2 separate regions of the Homo sapiens genome follow, and region 2 is linked to region 1. The links are chromatin loops, found by intact Hi-C in ENCODE. Cell type or tissue: Panc1. All regions are shown on one strand.

What was found. A loop is a pair of places that touch in the nucleus more often than their neighbours do. Peaks named below come from ENCODE experiments on the same cell type or tissue, not always from the same donor. Only the 100,000 strongest peaks of a DNase experiment are listed, where the experiment ranks them.
Region 2: it touches region 1 in a loop (3-fold over the local background); 16 of 110 quality-filtered maps call a loop at or near these places.

Annotation. Positions count from the first base shown.
Region 1 is chr1:55,283,820-55,286,319 of GRCh38, forward strand. No RefSeq gene overlaps it. Among named protein-coding and RNA genes, the nearest start is that of MIR4422, 59 kb to the left of the region's middle. In Panc1, CTCF peaks have their summits at 1,136 (motif pointing right) and 1,346; a DNase peak (open chromatin) is centred at 1,322; H3K27ac peaks cover 1,015 bases.
Region 2 is chr1:56,802,714-56,805,213 of GRCh38, forward strand. All of the region lies in intron 1 of FYB2 (FYN binding protein 2), which reads right to left. Among named protein-coding and RNA genes, the nearest start is that of FYB2, 15 kb to the right of the region's middle. In Panc1, CTCF peaks have their summits at 1,047 (motif pointing left) and 1,259; a DNase peak (open chromatin) is centred at 1,058.

The DNA.
Region 1 (2,500 bases):
TGGCTCATCAGTTGGCCCCTAACGCTTGCCGTGTGCTTATTTTGTATCAGATACCACGTTAAGTGCCTTACGTGAGTCACCTCATTTAACTCTCTTAGTAGCCCTATAAGGCAGGAACTATTATTATTCTAATTTTACAAATGAGGAATCTGTCACGGAGAGGTTAAGTAATTTGCCTTATGTCCCATAGTTGTTAGTTGTGGCCAATGTCTTTTCCAGCTCTTATAGTCTACCTAGATTGGAAGCTCTCTTTGAGGAGGAGCCTTATCATATTTATTTTTGAGTCCCCAAGGCCTAGAAGGCTTTCAGACTGTGTTTACTGCTTTGCTGAAGTCAGTGGTTTTAACTGTAAATCAAAGGTCCAAAACATAGAATCACTTGGTGAGCTTAGAAAGTGGCTCACGCAGACCAGGTGCAGTGGCTCATGCCTGTATTCCCAGCACTTTGGGAGGCCGAGGCAGTTGGATCACCTGAGGTCAGGAGTTCAAGACCAGCCTGGCCAACATGGTGAAACCCCATCTCTACTAAAAATACAAAATTAGCTGGGCGTGGTGGCAGGTGCCTGTAATCCCAGCTACTTGGGAGGTTGAGGCAGGAGAATCACTTGAACCTGGGAGGTGGAGGTTACAGTGAGCTGAGACCATGCCATTGCATGCCAACCTGGGTAACAAGAGTGAAACTCCATCTCAAAAAAAAAAAAAAAATGCAGTTCGCACGCCTGGGCTAGTCTCAGATCAGTTGTATCCCACGCTTTGTGTGTCTAATGGAGAACCATGGAGCTAAATATTCTGATTATTATTATTATTTTTTGAGACAGAACTTTGCTTTGTTGCCCAGGCTGGAGTGCAGTGGTGCAATCATAGCTCACTGCAGCCTCAAACTCTTGTGCTCAAGAGATCCTCCCACCTCAACCTCCCAAGTAGCTGGGACTACAGGCATGCACCATCATTTCCAGCTAATTTTTTGTTTTTAATTTTTAGAGACGGAGTCTTGCTATGTTGCCCAGGCTGGTCTCAAGCTCCTGGCCTCAAATGATCCTCCAACCTTGGCCTCCCAAAGGAGTGTTACAAGCGTGAACACCTGGACAATATTCTGATCCTTTACCAACTGCTAGCCCTTCTCCCCTCTTTCTGCTTCTTGGCACTGGGGGGTGCTGTTGGATAGTTTAAAAAGTAGTATTTCTTCCACTCCTGGTTTTTTTTTTTTTTTTTTTTTAAATTTGTCTTGTGTATTTCGTCTCAAAAACTTGGTGGAGAGTTGATGAAATGGACAACAGCCTGAACTAGCCTTCCTGTGGCTCTCTTCAGAATGTTAACCATTGGCGTTTAGGCAGGCAGATATAGAAAGTTTCTGGTGACTCTGCAGTTTAATTCCTTTTTCAGCCTTCCTCCAGGAGCAGTTTATCTTTGTTCAGGAGGACGATGTTTATAAGGAATTATGTGAGGTGTGGCAGGCTAAATAATGAACCTCCAAAGATGTTCATGTCCTAACCCCCACAAACCTGTGAATCTGTCACCTCACTTTGCAGGAGGGACCTTGCAGATGTGATTAAGGTAAGGATCTTGAGATAGGAAGATTATCCTGGTGGACCCTATGTAATCACAAGGGTGCTTAAATACTGGAAGGGGAAGGCAGAAGGTTAGGGTAAGAGAAGGAGAGTTGAGAATAAACGGAAGAGTCAGAGTCAGAGAGTTGTGAAAATGCCCCACTGCTGGCTTTGAAGATGGAAGAAGGGGCTGCCAGTCATGGAATTAAGGCAGCCTGTAGAGCTGGAAGTGGGTTTTCCTCTAGAACTTCCAAAAGGAAGGAGGCTCTGCTGATGCCTCAATTTTAGCCCAGTGAAACCCATTTTGGACTTCTGACCTACAGAATAGTAATATAGTAAATTCGCATTGTTTTAAGAGACTATGTGGTAATTTTAATTTTCATCTTTACAAAGATCCCCAAAATTACAAGAATAAAATTGTTACCCTCGATTTAACAAATGAGGAAAGAAAGACCTAGATTTTGAGTTACTTTCTCGGTGGCACTGAAAACTCAAGGCAGGGTGGTGACAAGGCCCCAGGTTTCCTGATTTCTGCTTTGTTCTCTTCACTAGGGCATAGAGGGCAACATGTCATAACAGGCAGAACTCCTTGGAAGTTGTCTAGCTCAGGGATGGTAAACAGGTTTTATTTGCTTCATGTGCCAACTCTGGACTATTGGTGGCACTGTACTGTGTCCTGCTTACCGGAAAAGGGTGCTGTGATTGATTAGCAATGTCTGCATGGGCTTTGGATGGGTAAGTCTCCCATGGCAACATGTGTGTCATGCATTTGCTGTACCTCAACTAATCCAACCCTCTCATTTAACCAACTAAGAATGGAATCCCAGAGAGGGGAATTGACTTATTCAAAATTATACAATGAACTAGAGACAGAGCTGGGATAATGGTTTTTCTCACTTACTGTCCAGCTCCCAGGGTCACCAATCAGATTTAAAGATTCCAACTTCCTTTTTC
Region 2 (2,500 bases), 1.5 Mb after region 1:
TCAAGGCAATAAGAGAGGAGGAAATATTTTGGTGTAGGGAACCCTTCGGTGGATTTCAGATCATATCACCTTGCACTTTCTTGTCTGCATGTGCCTACACTCCTTGTCATGAAGGCCTTTCTGTCCATCCATCACCAATTACAGAGCCATTAGAACTTTCATCTAAGAATTCCAATAGTACATTAACATCAACACAATCATCTTCCTAGCATCAACATGAAAATTTGTGTGTTAGCAGCCTCTCTATAAAATCTCTTCCATCCATTTCTTTCCCTGCACAAGACCCCAGTCTTCATGTCTTCCTCTTTCTTTGAAACATTGCTTGGATTCTCTGAGATTTAGTTTCAGCACCAATTTAGGTCTACAATCCTTACAAAATCCTCTGACCAAGTATACTTTGGAATTCAAATTTTTTCCAGTTTTAGAAAGGTAATATATTACAAATTCTGTATACGTAAATCCTAGTGTGGTCTGAGACAGCATGCTGTGATCAAACATGTTACCATTTCTATAGTAAAACATATTAATGTTCATATAATGCAAGATAAATAAAGACCATAAATTGTCTCATGTTGGTTCAGGCAGGCTTTTGAAACCAAAAATGTTATGAAAAATTAGTGGGTTTCAGAGCTTATTGGATTTTGGAATTGTGGGTAACGAGATCATGAACTTTTCCCTAACCACTTCCTCACATTTTCTTAAGAAGGAAGAAGAAAAAGCAAAACAATTATTCAGCTCCAGGCATAATCAATGGTAGCTGGACTGATAGTTATTCCCTGGTTCAGCATGTTGTCTTCTGCTACTTAGATTTTTGCAATCATTTTCTAACTGGTAACCCAGCCTCACACAAAAATGTTGCAGGGATCTGATGGCTCTAAAATACAATTCCAGTCTAAAATGTCACTCCATTTAAAAAAATAATATAGTGTTTCACAAGTATCTATCAGTTAAAGTGCTAATTCCTTCACCTCCTTGATCTGGTCCCAAACCGCCACCACACAGCTTTATGTTGCAGTCACGTAGAACTCCTGGGCTCCCTCTAGTGTGGGCCTTGTTTTCCTGCATCCCATCACAGCCCATGCTTCACCTGCCATCTGGCATGTCCAGAATGTCATAGCACGAAATCTACTGTCCAAATTTTACTCATTCTTCTAGGCACAGCTTACATGCTTCCACCATCAATGGCCCCTTCAAAGCTTAACCTCTTTCTCCTCAGACCTCTTCTGGCAATTGTTCTTAATCCTGGCTGTGCATGGGAATATCCTGGGGACTCCTGAGCCTGCCCCACTGAAATAGAAGCTCCGAGGAGTCCATATTTTATAAATAACCTTGAGTGCTTACTGTGAGGCCAGCTCAGCACCTGGTCCAAGGAACGGATTTGAAAACATGTCTTACAGCACTTCATCTGCAAATCTCTTTTGGTCTTATGCCCTTTGCCACTTTCCATATCCTACTACAATTATTCAAGTAGATGCTTCATCTGCCCTATATTCCATGAACTCCTTGAGGTCAGGTAGAAATACATGCTCACCTTTGTGGAGCCTACAGTTTCAAGCATGAAAATTTGCTCCTAGTAATACTCAATAAGTATTTACCAAACTAACAGCAAATGAAATGAGTGAATATATTTCTGGAGTAATAACCTCCTGAGGGGATGATCTTTTAAAAGGCTTTCTTTGAGAACTACAAATTAATTTCATGCCAATGATGCATCTAAAGCGCAGGTTCAGGTCAGATGCAGTGGCTCATGCCTGTAATCCCAGCACATTGGGAAGTTGAGGTGAGCAGATCACTGGAGGTCAGGAGTTCAAGACCAGCCTGGCCAACATGGTGAAACCTCATCTCTACTAAAAATACAAAACAAAAATTAGCTGGGCATGACGGTACATGCATGTAGTCCCAGCTACTCGGGAGGCTGAGTGGGGAGGATGGCTTGAACCCAGGAGGCAGAGGTTGCAGTGAGCCGAGATGGCACCACTACACTTCAACCTGAGTGACAGAGTGAGACTCCATCTCAATAAATAAATAAATAAATACATAAATAAATAAATAAAGTGCAGGTTCAATCACGCCACTCCTCTGCTTAAAATCTTTCAATGGCTCCTTGTTACCTTATTGGTAAATCATACATTCCTTAGCCAAACACATAAGGTCTTCTCTGATCTTTTCCTGTCTACAGCTCCAGCTTCATTTCCCACCACTTCCTGCCTCTAACTCACCCCTGCAGTAAAACTGAACTTGCCTCTGTGCATCTGCTGTTGCCCCTGCCCGGAATGCCCTTCCTGCTTTTCTTTGCCTGGCTAAATGTATTCATCTTTTGAGATTTTTTAGCTGAGTTACCAATCCCTCCGAGCAGCTTTTTCCAGTTCTTAGGTTGGGCCAACTGTCTGTACTTGCTCCATTTTAGTACCTTCTGCTTCCCTCTGTCTTTCCACTTATCTAATTTTGTTGATTAAAGTGATTTACATACGTGTCTGCTTTACCACACCCCACTCGCACA